Linked DNA regions of Homo sapiens: regions 2 and 3 are each linked to region 1. Evidence: chromatin loops called from intact Hi-C (ENCODE). Cell type or tissue: endothelial cell of umbilical vein. All regions are shown on one strand.

Region 1 (8,000 bases):
TGACTGTAATAACAAGACATATTAGCCAGAAAAAAAATAGAATGTATTAAAAAAATAGAGTTGAGTGATATTTATGAAAAAATGTATCTTGGATTAAGGAGTATGTCTATGAAGGTGGTGGGGCTCAGAACATGATACCCCAAAGTACGTTGTCTTGGCATGCTGAGTACTTTGAACTAAAGGAGATTAGAAGGCCTCAGAAGCAAGTTCTCTTGGCCTTCTCCTGCCTTCTTGTCTCCTGTCTCTCTTTTCCATCAGAAGAGAGTCATGGAAACCAGAATTCCTCTTCCCCTAGGGGGATCATAGAAATTAGAAGTCTTTTTCCCCAAAGCAATCCATAAAACCTAGAAAGGTCACTTCCTCCCTTCTTTCTTCTCCCTTGAAGATCCTTGTTCCAGAGGGACCCTGCTCCATACCATATGTGGGGGGAAGGAATGCTACACAGAGAGGCCAAGAAGAACATGAATAGCCAGGCTTTGCCTGGTTCCCCCCTCAGTCTATTACCATTCGATTATTTCCTTTTGTCTAATCACATTTCTACATGACTATCCATTTGTCATTGAACCTAAGCATAACAAAGGGCAGTTTTTCTTTGGGTCTTTGGGTCTTTCCTTTCTGAAGGCTCCCATGTCATGTAAAACTTTGAATAAATACATTTGTTACAGTCTTCTCTTATTAATCTTTTGTCATAGGAGTATCAGTTGTGACCCTTATGATGGGTGATGAAAGGTATCACACCTTTCCACTTCTAAAAAGGTAACTGCTATTTCTGCCCATAAGAGTTTGTTTAGGCTAACTTAAGGCCAGAAGAATTTCTGAGATATGGTTAACTAAATGAAACATAAATATGATACATATATTTTCATCATTTCTATGAAAATATATAGTGCTAACTTTTTTCATTGAAATTGTTCAATACCCTAGTTACATTTACTTATGATTATCATTGTGTAAGAATCATAAGTAAAAAAGGAGATTACTTAACTAATATAAAATTTATGAAAAAGGACTTTATTCCTAGTTTAAGGAAAATAATTTTTTTTTTCATTTTTGTGTCCAAGAGCTTTTAAGAGTGTTCATGAAGTAGGAATTGTAATGCCTACTTGACTGGCTGGCTGTGAATAAGATATGTGATGATATGTGAAAACTACCACCAATATGCCTAGAAAATTTAGGTGATCAATAAATACTTATTTCTCCACCTCATCTCCACTATGTCCCCTTCCTTCCACCTTACTTTTCTAATCTGCCTCTTATTTGGACCATTTGAGGTTAGTATTTTACAAGACATATTACTTGGTGATTTTCAAATATCCTTATTGTCTACCTTTAATTGCTTAAAGTGTTTCATCTTAAGCAAGCTATACATTTGACTATTTTACATAAATAAATATTGTTTTTTAAGTCCTGTATTCCAAATGCCCCTGGGTCATTTGAACTATACCAGATCACACATAGTTCTCCAAATACGACATAAACTTTGACGATGTGCTTCTGATCATTCTGCTTATATTTCCTGGTATGTCATTAATTGCTCTATTGCTTTGGTATTCAAAGTATTTGAAAATATCTTATTTTTGACATTTATAGTACATTCAAATAACTTTTACTCTCTGATAAATAATGACCTTTTTCAGAACAGGGATCATGTTACTTTCAACTTTGTATCTTGGGTGCATAACACAGAACCTGGTCTTTATTAGGAATGCAATAATGGATTGTTGAGTAAATGAGTAAATTAGACCACCAACTATTAACCAAATATAGAAATCAATGAGAGCTGTGAAGCCATGCACCAACAAAGTAGGTTTAAACCTTTGATTAATGTCCTGATGTATGAAGGATGGGATTTAGATACTCAACATACAGCAAAAGTGTACCCAAGATGGTGTGGTACTATCCCCAACTCCTCTCTTTTACCCCTTCTAATCAGGAATCATACCACAATGCAGGTGAGTAAGAGTTATGATCTTTAGAAATAAACCATGAATATGTATTTTAAAAAATAAGAAAATCATTTCTAAATTTTTTGTAATTCCTTCAGAGGTATGCTTCTAAAAGGAAATGATTATGAAGGAAATTGTCTCTATAATGGTTAAATGCACTACTGTTTTTTACATGAGGAAATATTTTTGTTTAAGCACAAGACAGAGTGGCATTACATTTCCTGGAATTTATTATTAGTCAATAATAAACTGACTTTGCCAGTAATGTTATCTTTCATTCTTGGAAATTCACAATGAATGTTGAATGTTGAAGTATCTGAAAAGTCTTGCAGTTGAGATACAGCTTGGTAGGGATCTGAAAAGCATATGTATTAGCTACATACCAATTATAATCATTTTTTACCTAAGAAAGTCCTGAAGTTTAACTTGTCTACACTTTCAGTTAAACCTTTGATTTTCTAATATTGATCTAGAAAATGATTTACTAGAAGATTCTCAATTATAGAGGAGTCCAGCTTTCACCCAGAGGAGGAGAATGTAGAAGCTGGCTCCATATTAGGAAAGCATTTTATTAGTTTGAGATAATTTTAGTGCCCAGGTATATACTTCCATAGTATATTTTGTCTATACATGCATTACATTTATTTACTGTCCTAACAGAGGAGAGTTGAGCAGAATATATGACTTAATAGTACTTATCATCTATCTTATAGTACTAAGTTTAATTCCTTTTTATAGTGTTAGGATTGATTAAGTTACATTAAGCTATCAAACAAGTCCAAAATCTCAGTGGCCTAAAACAATAAAGATCTATTTTTGGACCATGCTACATATCTGTTCTGGTAAACTAGGGATTTTCTTCCACTTTGACTTCACCAAATGATTGAGGCTGATGAAGAAGCCACAGTTTGGAAACTATCATTTTGACAATTCCATGTTTCTGCTTGGAAGTGACATAGATCACTCTCACACTTGTTTCTTTGCTAAAGTAAGTCACACACACATATGACATCAAGGGAACAGGGAAACACACATTTCTCTTTTACTCAGAAGTTAAGAAGAACCTAATATTACCTAACAGTAGTAATGCTACCATATTAGTCCATATTTATGAGACTATATGCCAAATTAGAAAATAATTACTTAAAATAAAATAATAGATTTATTTAAAAACAAAACAAACAAAAAAACATGAGAAGACCAAAGACTGCACCTAGCCTATGCTGTGGTTGTTTGGAAGAATGACATTAAAATCCCAGAATGACAGCAGTAACCATTATATTACACATCACTTAGAAGATTTTACAACAAAAATCTAGTATCACAGCATAGCAAATATTCCTATAAACTTTCTCTCCACAGATAAGGCATTCTGATTGCTTTGCATTTCCCCATAAAATCTATTTTTCAAACTTTGCACTGAGAAACACTTGTTATTTTGCAAAAGCCTTTACAAAACCTTCAACTTACAATTCCTTAATTGATGGGATAGATATAGCGGAGAGTCACATGTAGTCCACAGAATCATTTAAATTTTCTGCCTTAAACATATTGCAAGGGTGATAACATTTTACAGGTTCTCATTAACTGTCTTGATAGTGTTATAAATTGATGTTTGGCAAAGAGCAGTTTCTAATATACACGAATAATTTGAGAAGGATAGTGGAGATGGTATACTTATATCGCTGTACATATATAACTCATGAAAAGGAAAGATAAGGCCCAAAGAATGCCTGATTTAGTTTGGTGATGCAAGGTAAATCCACTAAGATTTGGTTTACTAAGAGCATGGAAAGTATTCTAATATACAAAGAGGTTTGTTCTTTTGTTGAAGTTTTGAACTTTTAGAGACAGAATCCTTGGTGTTAATTTAGACAAGCTGCACATCCCAAACCTGCACTAGGACCTTGGTTAGCTGCATATTCTGGGGGAAGATTGCCACCTACTGGAATACCAGCAGCATTCCCTCAGGTTTTATGGTCGATGTAAATATGGCTCCTTTAAAATAACATACCTTCCCACATTTATTTCAACGCAAACTCCTAGATATGAAATTAGTGTATTCTTCCTCTGAAGTAAGCTCAATATGACCTGCTCCAACCGTCAGCTGCTAATCCTCCCTGTTCCAGGTATCAATCCTACAGTTCTTTGGGGGTATGATAGACGAAGTTCTGGTTTTCTTAATTGCCAGGTAGGCATCAGTTGATATCCTGCCGCAATCAAACCCAGCTATTACCTAATAGATAACCACTCTAAAAGAAAAAAAAGTAGCATGATATTTAAAAAATTTGAATGCTTGGAGCAGTTTTACTGTCTAAAAAGTGTTCACCTTTGAAATATGTTTTTGACCACATATTACAAGTTTGTGAACAAGAAAAATAATACTACAATTTAAAATGTATTCATATAAGCAGCAAAACTGTTGGTGATTCGTCTAGGCAAATGGCATACAGCCAAAATTATACTTTTCCATTCTGTTGTCACAGTGTGGACTTTTGTAACATAGCAAGGGATTTCAATGCCATCTTTTGAGTATTGAATGAAGGGTGAATTTGAGACCACTTACAACTCCATCATCAATTTTAAAGGTAAAGTTGTTATAAATGTTATTGGGTTGATAAAACTTAATGGTTTGAGCAGATGAGCATACGGAAAGGTGAGAAGAGGATTTAAAGACACAGAACAGCAGCATGAGGAAGAGTGCCAACTGGAGGAGTAGATCCATAATAAGAGAGGTGACTGATAAGAGAAAATGGGATAGGAGTAAGGGATTAAGGATAGCTATTGGAAATGAAGGTAAAAAGCTGAGATAGTGTCTATGGAGGAGGCAATGTGATATAGAAAGAACAAAAAAGCCAAATCAAAACTTTGGAATTGCATAGACCTGGGTCATCAGCAGGTCTGCTTCAACTGCTACAAGCTGAGAATAACAATTTCCCCATACTTTTTACTTCTATTAAGTTAGAGAGTATCTATGAAACACTGAAGCTCTTGAAATATAGAGTAAACATTTTTCATTTCAGTAAAGAGTTTAAAAGAAAAATACAAAATTAATAAAGATGAAAAGGAAGGTCAATACAAAAGAACTTCAGAAAGAAGAGCTGAGATGAAAAGAATTAAAATAGCAATAGCGATAAGAAAAATCAGATCTTGATGAGAAAATTGATGGGGTAATAAAAACAGTAATTGTTCAACACGATGCCCATATTATCAAAAGAAAGTAAAATATGCAGGCAGACAACATTTGCATTGGCCAAACCACACCAAATAAACAATTTAGCTATTCGCATGACTTTCTATCCACGTGAAAGAAATTTCCATTTATCAGCTGTAAATTTTTAACTCACTTCTCTTTGAGCTACACTTTCACTTTTCAACAACTTTCTGGACGTTTTGGTTTAAATGCCTCACCAAAATCTTCAACTCCAAATGTCAATAATGAAATTTTGTTGTCTTCATTATTAAATTTGACCCTCTCTCCCTGATTCTTTTACTTGATAATTAGCATCACAATTCTCCCAGGACAGTGGCCACTTAATTTAGTACTTCTACTTTTCCTCTTTCTCTCTCTTCACCTTTCCCATGTGGAAAACCACATACCATATTTATGGTAGTGATAATGATGAAAACTAGAATATATATATTATTTTAGAATTTATCCAACATTATTTAAACTTTTTCTAAAGATTCTTCTGCTGAATCTATCTCTCTATATCTGTTTGAATTTTTTCCCTTAAATTATATGCTTCTTAACATGTCAAGACCTTCCATGATCTTATACAACTTGGTTTTTAGATTAATTTTCTTTATATCTTCCCAATATCCTGTTCCAACCTGTTTTTTCTCCAAGATAACTGGTTTTGTCTTTCTCCCTGGGTATTGAAAGCCCATTCATATTTCAAGACCCTGATTTGATGCTATTTTCTCTATGATCATTTCCCAGTAGCAGGCCAGCCACCCAGAAGTTGCCAGATGCCAGTTTCTTCTACCACTCAGAACATTACTAGAATTAACTGGAGTTGTTTCTGACCAAATGGATACATATACACACACATATATGTTCTCAATTACTCATAGTGATTTAAATTTAATGTTATTAAGAAATTCATTACATTGCTACTTTGAGGCCAAATAATACATAGTGTAACCCTGCTTATTTGAAATTAGTGATCTATTTTATAATCAAAATGTTAAGTCTTCCCAAGTTAGTTATCTGTTTAGAGCAGGAATTTAAAAAAAAAGAAAAAAGAAAAGAAATAAAGAGGTAATAGGGACCACATAGAATTGGTTAATTGTTTTTTTTTTTTTTTTTAATTTCTTTCAGAACAGTGACTCTTCATTGGCCAGTGGAAGAAATTAGTAAGTGAATTTATTTCTGTACATAATATGTATGAATAGAAAAAACACTTTCTGTCGGTATCCACTAAGTAAATACTGAACAAATAATTAATATGTTTTGAAAGACCTTGACTGTATTAGGCTTTGTAATGTTTAGAGTCCTCTTAGTTTATGTTTCTTATATTTACTGTTTTTTTTTTTTTAAGAGTTTAGCATAGGTTTGCCTTTTCCCCTAAGTCTTAGGAAGGCAGATTTTCTGTCTTAGACAACACTGTGGTAGAACAAAAATATGAACAATTGAGACATGGAAGTCAAGAACAATACTCTCCATGTTAGTTTCTGGGCGCACAGCCTAGTAAAAATTGGCATTTTGTCTTATGGTTATCATTGGTGATATAGATGAAATGAGTTATGAAGACTTAACAATTAACCTGAATTTTAGGTTATTACACTATCACTAATGACATAAAATACTCAGGACTTCATACACACACACAAACACACAACAAATCAGACTTAAAGGTAGAAACAAACTCAGTCTATTTACTCAGTAAAGACTATTGTGTTCATAAATGCAAGTGTTAAAAAACGAATATACCCTCAAAGCAGCTGTATGAGTTTTTTAGTATTTTTTTCTGAATTTTAGATTTATAAAAACCATGTCTCAGCTGCTACCTTTCAACAATTTTACTCTGAGGCAATAAATAATTCAATGTGCTAATTTGACAGATGACTCTCCAGGAGCCTCCTACCATTACTAGCATCATTAGGCCATAATATGCATGACGAGGATGGGCCATTCAGCAAATGTCCTTCACTTGTTTACCCCTAAAGAGCTGTGCTCTGCACAATTAACTAATGAAGCATTATGGGCCTTTTTTTTTCTTCCCTGCTATTTCAATATATCAGTGCAAAGAGTCGAGGGAAAATACAGTCTGTTTCCTTTGGCTAGATCAGTATTTATGGGATGGTTAAGACTGCACTGTAGCTCCCAGATGAATAAGGTGAAAATAATAAGATGGTCAAAATAGATCATTGCCATCATTATTATTATTTCCTTTTCCTTCCATGATTTGTGAAAAAAATGTTAAAGGAATTTGGTGTTGAAATGCAAGAACGAGATAAAAAATACCCAAAACAGTGCTCAAATTTTCTGCTTAACATTTGCTGATTATCAAGAATTTGTACACTGTCCTCATCAAGTTAGGTAATTTTATGTTCACCTAAAACCTTGACCACATGTTAATTTTCTCAGATTTCTATTCAAGTTTAAAATTAAATTCCAGTTAAAAAATATTGAAATAAGAGTGTGAATATGGGCTTTGGTGCATATGAATCTCCTCTTACCATCCAATTCAACAAGGCATGTGCCTACAAAGGTTCAAATGAAGTCACTAAGTCCACGTCTAAACAGTTTCATCCTGCAAAATTGGGTTAAACAAAGAAACCTCATCTGACTAGACTGCTGTTACTGTTTCAATGAATTATTTGATTGCCAAGACATTTTGTTGCTCAGAAAAAGTGGCTTAAGGTAGAAGTGAGTTTAGGGACCTCTTTGTTGCATTTAGAGTGTATTATAGGTTCTTAGTTTAAAAATTATGACATCCTTTACCATTCCTAGTATTGTTTTGTGCTTTAGAGTGAAAAAAATGAACTCTGCTCGAATCATGTCAATTGACATAATAATTGATAGGTCCTAGGAAAAGAACAGTTACA
Region 2 (8,000 bases), 650 kb after region 1:
TGGCTTTTATAGCCTCAGTCAATCCTCCTTCATTATAATTTCTCAAAAGCAAGATTTTGATAGGAATTGAACAGCAAAGAATTCAAAATTGTGTTCTCTGGCTAGAACTTGCAGTGCAAACATTCTCAGCTGCTGATTAAGGGCAAATGCATATTCTTTGACAATCAGCTGAGTAGGTTTCTTGTAGTAACTAAATTGCCTAATCAAGGTTTATTGCTGAATAGATGGTCAGCACACCTCCACACAGAGGTGGGTCAATAAACCCATATTGGCAGAGCAAAGAATTTCCTCAGACCTCATCACTGGGTCTGCTCCAACACACTGACAAATATGCAATCAAGACCTAGGAGTTCTATGCTTTAGAGCATGGCCATAATAAAGCATCCATTCAAGTCTTACTTTGAGCCATGTTACTTCCCACTGTGCTCTATTCTAGTTTGCAAAAATGCACTCTATGTATAATATTGGATCTGCTGAATGGGGTTGGATGGTCTCAAGCTATTAAATCTTAGGTGACATCTGCTGAAAATAGCAATTTGGTTTTGAAACAGATTATTTTGAACCATTCTCTATAACAACAATTAGCTAACAGAATTTGTTGAAGCCATTTGTTACTAAGTACATTAAAACAGAGTGGAGAAGAATGAATAAGTTTCTGTTTTCCATAATACTGGTGCCAAGAGAGAAAAGAAGATATCATTCTTCAGTAGGCTGAACAACCTCTTGAAGAAGTGGGCGATTCATGCTTGAAATGCACAGAGGTACCAGCCTAACTCCACCAGAAACAAAATGCAGGGAAGGGTAGTGGAGGTGCAGGGCTGTAACCTGGAGGTCAGGACCTGGGTTCTGGGTGGAGTTTTACTTACACGATGTGACCTAAACCTAACACTTAACCTCTATGGATCTTTGTCTTTCCTCTATAAAATGAGGGGAGAGGAAAATCCAGACCAGATCAGTGGCTCTCAACCATTTTAAGGTAGAGAATTTCTTCAAATAAAAGCTTACTTCTTATCCTAGTGTACAACATGAGTGAAGGTAAAGGTGAGGTTGCTCTGGCTGAAACTTGGCCAGGAGTATATACCCATTTCGGCAAAGGCAGCCCCTATATGGTTTCTGAGAAAATCTTAAAATTATATAGAACTAAGTCTTGAAAATAAACTGGTCTAGGTGATCTAGAACGTGAGCTCTGACCATGACATCAGAGATTATCTAGCAAAAGATGTTTATTGTACAGATAAGAAGCTGAAGACATTAGCAAAGAATTTGAGTGGCTTTGTAAATGCCAGAACAGTAACTCAAAATGCCAGGCTCTTTATCCAGGAATCTATTCACTATACTTTAGCCAAGTACAAGAAGAAAAAAATATATTTTTGGAGGGAATAGCCTTCTACATAGTGTGTGCTGAGTTAAAGTGACTTTAATCAAATTAAATTAAAATACTTTATCATATCAAATAAGGCATTACTGAAGCATATCACCAATTTACATTTTTATACTACCAGAGAATCAGATAAGATTTCTTGACCTACTTCGATGGTGACCACTACCACTCTCTTCCCATCTAAACTGTTCCCATCCAAGCTGTTGTTTTTACCAACAGTTAAATCTGTGGCTTTGCCTTTTTCTTTTTTGTTTTTAATTACAATAATTATAGTTGAGCTAGTATTAGAGCTAAGCTGAAGATTTTGAAAGCTCTCAGAATTCTTATGATGCTGGCTGATTTAGAAGGAAAGAAGGAAGGAAGGAAGGGAGAAAAAGAGTTAAAAAGAAAGAGAAAGGAAGAAAGAAGAAAGAAAAAAGAAAGAAAGAAAGGGAAAGAAAGAAGGAAGGAAGGAAGAAAGAAGGAAGGAAGGAAGGAAGGAAGGAAGAAAGAAAGAAAGAAAGAAAGAAAGAAAGAAAGAAAGAAAGAAAGAAAAGAAAGAAAGAAAGAAGAAATGGAAAGAGAGAGAAAAGGAAAGAAGGAAGGGAGGGAGGGAGGGAGGGAAAGGAGGGAGGGAGGAAGAAAGGGAGTAAGTTGGTTGCATCAAAACAATTTAACAGAGTTTAGAAGCAATTTTTATTTTTCTAAGTTAATTCATCTTCCAACTTAGAATAATTAATGTCTATCATTTACCTTCATTAAAAAAGGGCAATGAGGAGCTATAGATAAAATATACACTATACTTCTATATACTCTTGGAATACTCCAACAAAGGTATGGTTTTATTCTCCATTCGCCATATATAACTTTTGTGTAATTTTATAAATATGAAGAAATGTATCAATGGTGTTTCTATGTTCTCAATGTGGGCAAGTGTCACTCCAGAGTTCCTTCATTTACAGATCTTCATTTTTTTACAGTGCTTTTTAAAAATGTGCATAAATGTATATCTTTATTTTAATAAAAATCATTTTCTTTAATGTTTTCTATGAGCAAACTTAATTGTAAGACATCTTACTATTTTGGTGCTATACAGGTCAATTTATACAAAAAACCTCTCACAGGAAACAAAAATTGAGATCATTTTTCATTTGAAAGAATCAGAATTTTAATTTTGAGTTTCTGTATAACTTAACTGATGTCATGTGCTAGCCAAGTGGCTCCTACATATTTCATTGTCAAATGTTTCCTTCTGAACCAAATTGGACCCTTCAAACACAAAGAAATCCACCATAGAAAAAAAAATCAATTTAAATAACACGGTGATGATGAATGTGTGAGTTCCAACTCTTCTTAGTAAGAACTGACACTCCCATGCTAATCGTACTGGAATGAAGTATGTGCAATGTACACCATCACAGGAAAACACATTTTCCCCTACTCAATAATCGTCTATACATTTCAAATGGCTTTAATCTTTTAAACAGATTTCCTCTTTCATGACTCTTTAAACTAAGATTATGTTTTCTAGCTAGCTAGCCTTCATTTCATTAAAAAATAAAATTGTTATTTAAAAAATAACCTTGCTTTTGAGGTTGTGTCACATACTACTCAAATTATGCCCAGGATTCACCAGCCAAAGTGCAAAATTTGAACTATAATTTATTTCTCTGTTTTATCCTCATAGATAGACCTGAAGGCTGAAGGAGAATCCACTATCCAAGAAGCATCAGTCCACATAGAAGGGGACCAAAATGTATTCAGAATTTTTCAGAAGACACGTGGTTAGGTGAAAAATGTATCAAGATAGGTAATCTTTAGCAGCTTGGAAACTGATGTGTGTGTATATACATACATAAAATCTTAAAACTGCTCTCCTTTCAAGTGAGAAAACTATTTCATTTGTTCTACTTGGAAGTCGCTAAAACAATACACCCAACTCCTTCCGCAGCATTTTAATAGAAAAAAACTTAACTATGAAGGTGAATACTGCCATCTTGTGGTTATTGTTAAAGTAACATGTTTTAACTGACAAATGTAATTCACAAAATCATAAGGAATATCACTGCCATTTATCGATTCTTTCCTGAGTCCCAGGCACCACATTAGGACTCTCCATATGCTATCTTATTTAATACTCAAAACAGGACAAAAAGGGATGTGCCACTTAAATCTCACAGTAAATTATGTAATTTTATAATATAAAAATAATTTAGTACATCTACAATCCCATTTTTTAACTTCACAGATAAGAATAACAGAAGTCCTCGTTGTTGAAGGGCTTATAGTCATTGACTAGTCATTTACCCTAATAGAGCTCACATCTCTTGGTTTCTACTATTGTGCTAAAATATTCCATGCCATTTTGTGTTATACTATTCTGTTATATGTGGACCTCTAATTTAAAACTATAGATGTTATTATTTTCAAGTTCTTTCTATAGAAATAAATAGTATTATTTATTTTTGGCAATTGAATATAGAGTTACAATTGCTCTCTTACTGGGGGGAGAAGGGTTTCATTTTTATTACCTAATGCTAGAACAGGCCAAAATGCTACTTTTGATTAGTCAAAGGTCACTGAAAAATATCCAGAAGAAAGAACAGATACAGCAGGTCTTCAGACTAATGACAAAGGTTCCAAAAAGAACATAGTAGGAAATTCCATGACTAGAAATATACATTATTAACAAGCTAATTTTATAAAAATAAGTAATCCAACCTCCATGCCATGGAGCTCATTTTACTGTATCATCTAATTCTAGCAAATCAGTAAGTGATGAGCGAGAGAGACAGAGAGAGAGAGAGAGATACTCATTACAGTCACATCTCCTTTAAAGAGAAAGTAACATTTTCTGGAACTGTTCCTTGTGAACATTTGTTAGATTTACTCTAAAGACTTCCCAGCAGATGCAGGAAGCAGAATAAGATATTACTTTACTGTGGGAAGTCCTCCATTTCATAGACCCCAATTATAGGTTACTGTTTTGGAGGCCTCTGCCTTAGATCATGGCAAGGAGCAAAGCCTGAATAAGGATTTCCATTTTTTAAAGCTTGCTTAAGCTTGGAAAAGATAAGATTGGTCAGATAAAGCCATTCATCATAATCATTGCTGTTTGGTTATTTCCAGCCTGTTGACAATGTGCAGATCCTATTTTGTGCAAGGAGTAGGAAACAATTGCTACCTTAGCCCTTGCCCGCGCCTTAACACACAACAGATCTACAGAAACTGAAGAGAACATGCTTCTATAAGCTGATATAAGCAGGAAGGATGGAGCTTTCTGACCTATTTTCGTATCATTATTAGGAATCCATACTTTTCACATTTAAATTAGTTTGAATAACATAAAATAAATATTTAAGTTAATAAAGGAATCAATAGGACTGTATGTTCTTACTGAAAGAAAAAGAGCAAGAATTATACGGTCACACCCTAATTCTTGCAAGCTAAGATTTGGTTTTTAAGTCAATCTAGTGTTAGAAAAGTATACCCTAATGAGCGTTTTAAAATTATTTTTAAAAATGAGTCTAAATATTGTTTAATCTTTTTATATGAAAAACACTTTGAACACCAGGGCAATTTCCAGCTGAGCAAAATATGATACCATTTTCAGATGTATGCAATACTATATACCATACTAAGATAGATTATTAGTTTGTTTTCATATTTTAAAAACAGACCAAATTTTTTTAAGTGGCCTTCATTCTTGCATATTTCAAATGCATAACTGAATGTCCAACTCTTCATACTATATACGAGATAAAAATTTTTCATCTTATAGCAAAAAAAAGTCATTTTATGACTTCTTAAATATCTTAAGTTATATCTAGAGACTAGCACTGCAAGTTAAAAGCTTGCCTTAGAAATCAGGTGTATTCTAGTACTCTTGGACAACAAGCAAAAGATCATGTGTGCTGCACAAATTAGCTGCTTCCTAGAGGGGGTGAGCAACTCAGTAACAAACTATACTAGGTATAATAGTCTTCACAGCCTGAAAGATCTCCTGAGGTCATATCTTCAACATCTGTATGCATGACTTAGCACATGAGCTATTGTTAAAATTGAGATACCAAGCTGGGATATGTACAATGACCAAATTAGCACACCACTGTTTCTTGCTATTGTTAAAATTCTACCAGGCTTTCTTCCTCACGAATTATGTTATTAACTCCTTCCACTAACGATAGCAATTGAATAAAACAGATACATAAGCAAACGGAATCAAATCCAAAAGTCCCATGTAGATTCAAGTTCTCTAAAATAATAGGATACCCATAGAAGACTCTGGAAATAGGCCTGGCACAGTGGTTTATGCCTGTAATCCCAGCAGTGTGGGAGGCCGAGGCTGGTGGATCACTTGAGGTCAAGAGTTCAAGACCAGCTTGGCCAACATGGGGAAACCCCGATTCTACTAAAAATAAAAAAATAAAAATAAAAAATAAAAATAATTTTAAAAAGCCAAGCATTGTGGCATATGCTTGTAATCCCAGCTACTTGGGAGGCTGAGGCAGGAGAATTGCTTGAACCCGGGAGGCGGAGTTTGCAATGAGCCGAGATGGCAGCACTGCACTCCAGCATGGGCAACAGAGTGAGACTCCGTCTCAAAAACAAAACAAAACAAAAAAACTTTGGAAGTAATATGCGACAGCAGTCAGGATTAGATTTATGAAGTTTCTATCCATTAAGAAGGTTATAGCTTTATATCCTCAAGAAACTTGAGGATTCTTAATCACCCTTAGGGGAGAAACAGAATGCTCCCCAATTCCTAATTCACTGTAGACTCTGAAAGAAGAATGAGATGTACAAAAGACTGTAATAGCTCTCTTAAGGGATCTTTCAAGGCCCTTCCAAGTAGAAATATAAACTCTATATGCCCAGCCCTGTAATGCTGACAGTGCTTGGGGCAGATTGGAGGCAAGGCAGGAAGTTACTTCACCGCACACATAGGACTGGAATGGCCTCAATGGAATATGGGGCCATTCACAGGATCCTCATTCAAGGAACACAAAAGTGTCCTCAGAAATATCACTCTTTCTCTTTGAAGGCCCTGAATTGCCAACATTCTAGATTCACTCATTTCACTTCAAAGCTGGAATGCTTTGACTGTCAGGAGGTCCTTACTGAAAAGCAGATTATTTTTGTGCAAGGTAAAACCCCTCTACAGTTAACACATAAGTGAAGATTAGTTGGGCCTTTGCTGAAGAGAATTTGAAGGACAAGATAGTGTCTGGATTACCTAGCAGCAGAATGAGAACAAATGGAGAAAGCCTAAGTTTTATAAAAATTCAATTTGTCTAGGATCTAGTTTTTGCAGGGGCTGATACTCTGCTTTTATTCAAAATATCTGTTACTGGTGGCTTCTCAGGGATTACAAAACTATGATTTGGGCCTCTCAAAATAAATATAAAGGCTTTAGGAAATATCTTATCTTCTCCCTAATTGACAGGAACAGGACATGTTCTGCATTTGGATAAACTGCATTCTGATATCTATCATGGAGATTTCTACTAGTCTAGTTTTCAGGAGCATCACAGCGTTGAGATAATTCATTACAAAAGGGAAGCACATCAAAAAGCAAGCAAGAAGTTAGTGATAAACCTGAGTCTTGTCATTCCTATTGCAAAGCTTTTCACCTCCATTTTATTATGAAATATTTCTTAATATTTGTAGTTTCATTAATCGGTAAACCTTCATTGTCTGGGTTAATAGGACATAGCCTACCTGGCTGGATTCTGACTAACTTCTCTGTGTTCTACAACTGTGGGAAGAGATCATTAACAGAAAGGGTGCCAGCTGGGAAAGATTATTATAAAAGGAGACACTAAAACATTGCTGCAGACTTCCTCTCTACAAAGCTCAAACTCATGTAGGTGTGTCCCCGCTTCCAGGGGCAAACCAGTTCCACTATTCTTAACATTTTACCCCCTAGAAAAAAACGCGATATTTACTGAGCCAATTTCAAGAAGGTGATCTAGCCATCCTATCTAGGGTCCATCATTCTCTCTTAGGGCCCCAACTTGAGAACAACTATTGGTGAATTAAATACTTAAAGGATGAGAGATTGTTCTCATCTGCTTGGAGTATAAACTTCTTTAAGATATCAGCATCTCTACACACATTACATTTGCTATCTTACTATTCCCTTTGTGAAGAAGGGAGTCATTGAACAAGTTTCTCTCCTCATAAAACTCTTCAATTAGATTTTTGACATTTCAACTTTTTTCATCTGATCCAAGTAAGAAAAAAATGTCAGAACCCCCAAAATATGGGTAGGATTTCTTTCTCTTCTACTTGGATTAAATGATTTCTACTCTATTTCTAACAGCCTGGATCAGTTTATTGCTGTCCCATTTGGTTGCAGATAATCCTGGATTATATTTTTAAAGCAAAGAAAGAAGACCACAAATATTGGTGTACAATGTGTCACATTTCTGAAACTTTTTAATAGGAGATTTATTGTCTGTTCAAATTTGGGAAAAAATGCTAGGAACTTCAAAGCTTAAAATGCTTTGTAGATTCTTGCCGAAAGGTAACCAGAAGATAGGTAACAAATACTGAATATTAGATTTAGTTGATAAATGTTTCTTCAAATAATGTAAAGTGTTTATCAAATTCTTTTCATCCTAGCTATGTAATGCTA
Region 3 (8,000 bases), 550 kb after region 1:
ATCCCAACACTTTGGGAGGCCAAGGTGGGTGGATCACAAGGTCAGGAGTTCGAGACCAGCCTGCCCAATCTGGTGAAACCTCGTCTCTACTAAAAACACAAAAGTTAGCAGGGTGTGGGGGCGGGTGCCTGTAGTCCCAGCTACTCGGGAGGTTGAGGCAGGAGAGTCATTTGAACCCAGGAGGTAGAGGTTGCATTGCGCCATTGCACTCCAGCCTGTGCAACAGAGCAAGACTCCATCTCAAAAAAAAAGACAGAAAAAAAAATACAAATACATGTGACATAGTTTAAAATGAAATATAATACAACTGTGAAAATGAATTACCCTCAGCCCATAGGCAATATCCAAAGAATCTTAGAAATATAGTCTTGAGTAAGCAAAAGAAACTGCGGTAGACAATATACAATACGATAGGATTTGAATGAGACTCAAAAATATACGCATTATATTTTTAAAGACACATACATTCCTAGTTATACTATTTTAAAGAGCAAAAGAAATATAAACACTAAATTCAACATAGTGATTAAATTTGATGGGAGGCAGTTGGTGGCAGTGAGGAAGTACATCCAGGTAGTTTCAAAAGAATTTTCATAATCTAGTTCATCAGGTGTTTGATGGAATTACAATTCAATTATAATTCTTCTTCATTTCTTATGTGTTACCTATTTTTGTTTTCATCAAACATCTCAAAATGAAAATTCAATAATTAAAACTTCAAATGCCATGGAATGTCAGTAATTATTCCTGAAGGTATTAGGAAAATAATCCATGGAATTTTAGCAGGGCTATAAAGATAAATTAATTTTCTAGGAGTACAAGAGCAAACCAAAGGCAGGAAAGGCAAGAAAGAGAGTGAACAATGGTCCAGGGATGTGAAAGAGGAGCACACCAAGAGAAGCGTGAAACCGTGTTGGGCTGGAGGAGAGGACGTGCAGGAGAAGAGGCAGAAGAAGATGCTGACAAAGGAACCCCTCACTTCTGTGGAAGGTCTTAGATGCCACAAAAGGAAGATTATCTTGTAGGTAATGGCATGATGCTGATGGCTTGTTTTAAAGCAGGTAAAGTTATGAGAGAATAATTTTTCGGATAACAATGGTGACAGACTATGGAAAAGAATTAGTGGGAAAAGACAGTGTCAGTGACAGCAATTAAAAGAGTCATGTGATAATCGAGGTGATATAAGATGAAGGTTTGAATAATGATTTTAGCAGTAGAGAAGGAGAGGGAAAAAGACAGGTGTAAAGACCTTAAAAGGATAGATTTGGCAATTCAACAGATGTAGGCTGTTAGGGAGAATTAAGAGCCACATACAACCATAAGTTTTTTAAATATTTGATAGGTTAGTGGATGATGAAAAAAAGAAGAATATAGCTTGGCAGGGAAGATAATAAATTCAGCTTGGGACTTGCTGGGGTTGAGAAGTTTTGGGAGACCCATGTGATGTTGGTAGATGCTTGAAAATACAATAGCAAGTTGATACAGAAATTTAAATTTGTGCACTTTAATTAGTAGTCATGACCAAGGAATAATATGATATCCTTTACATAGAAAGTAGAGATTAAGATGTGAAGAATACCAAGGATGGATGAAACTCTGGAAAACAGAAAGAGACAGAAAGTGAGAAACAGAAAACAAAGGTGAAGAGCATTAGACTATAGAGCCAGAATGCCAAGATTTGTAATATTCCCTCTACCATCCTTAGGCAGCCTCCTAACTCCTCTTGGCTTTAGGTTTCCCAGCTGCAAAATGAAAATAAGAACAATATTTACTTCACAGGATTATCGTGTGGGTTGTATTAGTCAATATGTGTAAAATGTTTCATATGTATTTTTTTACCCGTTCAACAATTTATTAAGCATGTACTATAGCCCAGGCTACTAGGCCTGATTGTGTGGACTGCAATTATCTATTGTCTTAAGGGTACTTGTACATATGTTGTGACTGGAAAATACTGAAAGTCCAGCTTGCTGCCACCACAACCCTCCCCAAACCACCCAATATTTCTCCCATCTATTGATTTATATCAGAATGCCCCTTAACTGATGACAAAACTTCCAATCCACAATACTAGATGTCTTAAAATGCAAAGTATTGGAAAAGTAACATAGTAACTTAAAATTACATTAAAGAGTATAGGGCTACACTTTGATCTTTTCCTGAGAACATAGGTTGAAAGCTGTAAGAAAAAAAGTGAGAAAAATGAGAAGGCATTGAGCACTTCAAGTGGAGTAAAAACCCAGGCCAGAATAGAAAGATAAGGCTGGGGAACTCTCAACTCCACTATTTGCATTGAATTAGTTCTTTTTCACCTAAAAGTTATGCAGATCAATATTTTTCCCTCACAACAAGAAATCACTCTACTATTAAACCTCAGTTTCCTCCTGGGTGGATTAAGTGATATAATACACATAACATACTTAGCATTGTGCCTGTCACATAATACATGCTCAATAAATGTTGTCTATAAATATGGATTCATTGGGCTGTGCAAACACACCTGCTAGCTCATGGTAATCCTATCCCATTATCTCCCGTTAACGTAACACATGCTTGTCAAGAAACATTCTGCAGGATGACTTATGAAAGTGCGTTTCTGTGCTCAGATAAGAAAAGATGATAGTTATAAAGTAATAATAATAATAAAGAGTACTTACAGTGTGCTACATACCATGCTATCATTTTACATGCAATACTTAGTGCATGAAGTTGTCTATGAATTGCTTTTTCCATTACCAAGTAAAAAGCTTAGGATGTAGTTACTTATGAAAGATAAGATGGTTCCAGAAGTTGTAAATGTACCAAATAAAAAATTAAATCAAAATAGAGAAAGTTAATGTGTGAGAAATTTGGCATTTCATTACTATTATTGTATTAGTTTGTTTTCAAACTGCTGATAAAGACATACCTGAGACCAGGTAGAAAAAGAAGTTTAATTGGACTTACAGTTCCACGTGGCTGGGGAGGCCTCAGAATCATGGCAGGAGGTGAAAGGCACTTCTGACCTGGCAGCGGCAAGAGAAAATGAGGAAGAAGCAAAAGCAGAAAACCCTGATAAACCCATCAGATCTTGTGAGACTTATTCACTATCACAAGAATAGCACGGGAAAGACCAGCCCCCAGGATTCCATTACCTTCTGCTGGGTACTTCCCACAACACGTGGGAATTCTGGGAGATACAATTCAAGCTGAGATTTGGGTGGGGACACAGCCAAACCATATCAATTATCAAAGGATGACATTGTCATGAAGAAAGTCTACTTCAGCACAATATGCTCTCTTTTCCCTATTTATTTTCCTTCATTCCTCTTGAAAGTACTAGCCAATGACTATAAATTCATGTTGTTTTTCAGCAACTTAAAGATAGTTGACATTTCAGACATTTTGCAACCCTCATTCTCCTACTTCTCATTAGTTTCAATTCCAAGATTTGAAAGCCATCTAATTGCATGCTCAATATTTTTAAGATTATTTTATTAAAAAAATGAAAGGACAACTTTTCACATAGCTAAAGCATAAAAAGTTGAAGCCTGAAAAACTGTATGTAAGAAAGGAAGAAATTTTTGAAGCCCAATCTTCTGATGCTTCTTTTAATGTGAGTTCAGGGTTCAATGTTTCTTTAAGGAGAAACTCAACAAAATAAAGATAAACAGAAACATATTTCAAGTTAACCATCATTAGAGCAGTAACTTATGCACCTAAAGTTTGACTGAAATCACATTTGATTTCTCAGTCAAAAGGTTTCCTCATTTTTTGATGCCAAAATTTTGTTTAAAATTACAATTATTCTTTAAAAATCAGCAATAATTTTATAACAGAAATACAGTGTTGATGCTTTATGTACAATTAGATAAACATTTTTTCAGTGACTATGTAGTGATAAGAACATAGAATAAATGAAGGCTAAAACAATTTGATTCCAGTTTTAATTGCATTTGATAAGAGTGAGACAAAGAAAACCATGACAATTGGCAGAATTTTCTTCTTTTGATAAATTACCTGCTTCAGGTAAGATTATGTTTTGTTTTTATGTTCTTCTAAATATTTTTCACAATAAATTGGTTTTGTTATTTATTTTCAATTTGTATTTTGAGTAGAGGAAAGGGATATTTGATTTTAAAATAAGAATGAGTCATGCAAAAATAACCACTGACCAGAAGGCATCTGCACATGGCAGAAGATTATATAAAATAGACTTTTGCTGCCCTCTTTTGGAATAAATAAGTGAACAATACCACTTTTGATTCCAGGCATTCTACTATTGTCTGTATCTTACCACTACCACGTTGCTTAGAAAACAAAGGGATAGCACTCAATTATCAAATGCCCTGTTACTAAAAAAAAAAAGGATATTTATTTTAATTTAATGGATGCAAAAATTAAAATGTTATTTAGCAAAATATTATTTAACAGCATACTAAATGAAAGTATAATTCATCTCAATATACAAATCCAGCTTAGATGATAACCCCACAAGCTAAAACAGTAATCTTATAATCAATATTTTAGGTTTTATGTAGCCTTATAAATTGTCATAATTACATAAGTACAAATTTGAAGTATAAAAATAATGATTGATTTAATTACAAAAAATTAGGAAAGCTTTTAACCTACTATAATTAGGAAGAATATGAGTTTACATAGATGAATGTTTTAATGATGGCAAATAGTTATAATTTTTAACATTCATATGGTTAGCAAGTGTTTTGATATAGGCATCTAACTATCATAGAATAACAGTCAGTTGGATTGTAAAAGTGATACCTAAAAAGGAATGAAGATTACTGATTATAAGATTTCATAAATTATATAGCTCTTTTATTGATTTAATCTATTTACATAAAATTATAGATGAAAATATACTAATCTCTGCTAACATATGAAATTTTGGTCCTAGCTCTTAATGTGCTTTATTGAAGGCAAGATTTTTGGAAATTTCTGAGTATATTTTAATTTTTATTATGTTTATACCCATTTTAACAATAATGTTTAAACTTGCACATTACTATCATCCAAATGTAGTACTCTAATATTGAATGAGGCTATAGAGTCTTTAAAGAGTAGATAAATTCAAACAAAGCTTAGTTGATCCTACCGTTGATCACCCTTTCCTTCCCTGACCAGAAAAACTAACACCAACAAAAATGCATGACCTAACATATTAAACTTCAGTCATAACAACTATAAATTATATCTGGCGCCAAACAGAACAAAATAAGATCAATAAAATTAAATATATGTATACGCTTTTGCTGAGATGGACAAAAAACAACCAAATACAGTGTATATTAAAAGTCATAAGAATGTTGAAACCTGATTATATTTCTCAACAGTACAAGCCCTTTTAGAAGGATGTACCTTGCAAATCTGATGAAATTAATAACTACACATTGTAATTTTAGTCGGAAATAGCCCAGGGTTTCAGAATACTAGGAAATACCAACAACAATCGGAACTCAAAGCAGCAACAAACAAAGCAGTTAAGTGGACTTCAGGCAAGACAAACATGTGGCCAAAATCCTCATAATTAAAAAGTAACCATTTTTTGCTTGAGAAAAACTTAGTTTTTGATCATATTAAGAAATGGAGTTTAAGAAAATCTTATCCACAGAATTAAACTCTTCCACAGTAGGGGACAAATTACCGACTGCAGTTTTGTGTATGAACAAAAGCCTTGCTGTAATTTTTCCATATAAACAGAAAATTCCAAAAATCTTGCCCTCAATAAAACATGCTAAGAGCTAGGACCAAAAATTCCATATGCTAGCAGAGACTAGCATATTTTTATATATAACTTTATGTGAGTAAATTAAATCAATAAAAGATTTATATAATTTATGAAATCTTATGATCAGTAATCTTTATTCCCTTTTAGGTGATATTTTGCAAGCCAACTTACTATTATTCTACTACACTTAGATGCCTACATCAAAACACTAGTTAACCAAATAAATATTAGTAATTATAAATATTTGCCACCATTAAAACCTTCATCTATTTAAAAACTCATAAATATATTTCAATTCCGTTATTGTTATTTTTCAAAAGTAATGTAATACTTCAACGCAGCTGTCAAACAAAAATTATCAACTGATTGGCAAAGGTTATATTATTAAAAGTAAATAAAATTTCTGGATAAACTAGAAATTGGGCTGGAAGGCCATCAGGGCAATGAGGTATAAATAAAGCTGTGTGATCTCGTTGTAGGAGTCAAAATACCCAGGTGCAAGGAACCATATTGGATGTTGTAGAATAAGCCTAGATCTATAGATAACTAATTTGTTTGATTTGGGGTAAGAAATTAAATAGACTTTGTCTAGACAGAATGACCTCACTGCATACATTTGCTGCCACAGAAACCAGAATCTAATGAAAATTTCAAATTACTTTATTAGATAAAAGTCTTTAGCTAAGCATATATGTTGTTTTCTATAAGGCTCTAGCAATTCCACTGTGGCAGTAGTAAATTTCACTCTGCATTAAAAACAGTGGAAAAGTCCTGTGAAGTGAATTAACAAATTGTACAGAATTCACAACACTCTTATTTATTACTTTTTTGTTGTTGATTTCTATTTAAATTTACTGCTATAATAAATAATGATGCAGTGCTTGTAGGATTCTCCAGACTACATTTGCTGATTTCAGGATATGTTGTACAATGTTTAAACAAATAATGGCAAAAATGAGAACATAAAGAAAATCCGAATTTGTTTTTATTATCTATTTCTAATATGATTGTGTGTGGTTGTGCGTTGCTTTGTTTTAAATTTAATCTAGTCATTTCTGCTGTCCATTTGATTATACTTTGCTATGTTGGGGGAGTGGAATATCTAAATGAAGAAAGATATACAGAAAGATATGAATGACACTTTAGAGTTAGTTAGGATTGAAACTCCTCCTTGATGGGTAGAAAGTGTCAGTAACATAATTGTCAAGAGAAATTAGCAATTCCAGAGGAGCTAGGCTGACAGCAAAACTAAACTTTATATTTGTGCCATTCATATTATCTTTGCATATAACCAGCATGTTCTGATTCACATAGCAACGGAAAGATCACATTCTGAAAACTCAATCTAAAGTGGTGAAAGAGATTGGAGTACTTTAAAATACAAATAAACGCATCAATGGGCAAATGGCCATGGTGAAAAATTTAAGGAAGAAACAATGATTACTGTGGCTATTGGAGCTCTGAAAAAGATATACTGGTTTAAGTAAATGTGTTGTGATTTTACAAGTTGTATATGTTAGCAGGTATAATTTCTATGAAGTAATTCCAGATTCTTAGTGACAGTAAAGCAATTTTTACTGCTTCATACTTTGTAAACTAAAGACAAAACATGAAATATAGCAGAAGAGACATAAGTATATAGAAGATCCCTTAATTAAAAAAAAAAAAATTCCTGCTGATCCTGCTACTTCCAGCAGAGCTGAAAAGTCCACAGGCGATCAACATTTCAGCATTCCTTAATGCTATAGCTACTTGGTGGAGTTTTTTTTTTTTTTTCCCTAGTTATTGGCTGCTGCCTGCAATCAATTTCTATTGCCATTGGCAAGTGAAACCCACAACACCCTTCTCTCAAGGCTTGGCATAAAAACACAACTGTGACTTGGCTCAGAGTGACCTGCAGTTTCTATTCTTTGCTAGACTACTGGTGTGGAGGGAAAAATGCACAGGCACAGAGCACCAGAGGCAGGCTAGGGATGCGGTGAGACAAGGATGTCACTTACCGTTTCTTGTGCATGGTGCCAGAGAAAATATCAGGATGCAAAGGGAACTATGTAAAGGGCAGAAACAGGATTTAATATTACAAACCCCAAATCCCTCGCCCAAAACATACAAGAAGCTGCCAAAATTTAGCTCCTTTTCTATGAGAACTTGGGTTTCCCATCTTGGGACATCACATTGGTTATAGGGGTTCATGGTGGAAGGCAGGGTTTTGATGGGAAGAATTAATGTTTTAAAAGACAGGTTATAATACATGGAGTACAGTGGCTGTAGA

The links. Hi-C counts contacts between places; a loop is a spot of excess contacts. Peaks named below come from ENCODE experiments on the same cell type or tissue, not always from the same donor. Only the 100,000 strongest peaks of a DNase experiment are listed, where the experiment ranks them.
Region 2: it touches region 1 in a loop (23-fold over the local background); 5 of 110 quality-filtered maps call a loop at or near these places.
Region 3: it touches region 1 in a loop (11-fold over the local background); 3 of 110 quality-filtered maps call a loop at or near these places.

Annotation. Positions count from the first base shown.
Region 1 is chr5:52,003,545-52,011,544 of GRCh38, forward strand. LINC02118 (long intergenic non-protein coding RNA 2118) reads left to right here and starts at 4,487. Exons shown (of 4, transcript NR_147166.1): 1 at 4,487-4,534; 2 at 6,271-6,305. In endothelial cell of umbilical vein, a CTCF peak has its summit at 3,892 (motif pointing left); a DNase peak (open chromatin) is centred at 3,877.
Region 2 is chr5:52,654,032-52,662,031 of GRCh38, forward strand. No RefSeq gene overlaps it. Among named protein-coding and RNA genes, the nearest start is that of ITGA1, 130 kb to the right of the region's middle. In endothelial cell of umbilical vein, a CTCF peak has its summit at 3,345 (motif pointing left); a DNase peak (open chromatin) is centred at 3,250; H3K27me3 peaks cover 711 bases.
Region 3 is chr5:52,556,363-52,564,362 of GRCh38, forward strand. No RefSeq gene overlaps it. Among named protein-coding and RNA genes, the nearest start is that of ITGA1, 230 kb to the right of the region's middle. In endothelial cell of umbilical vein, no CTCF peak of the experiment used is centred here; no DNase peak of the experiment used is centred here.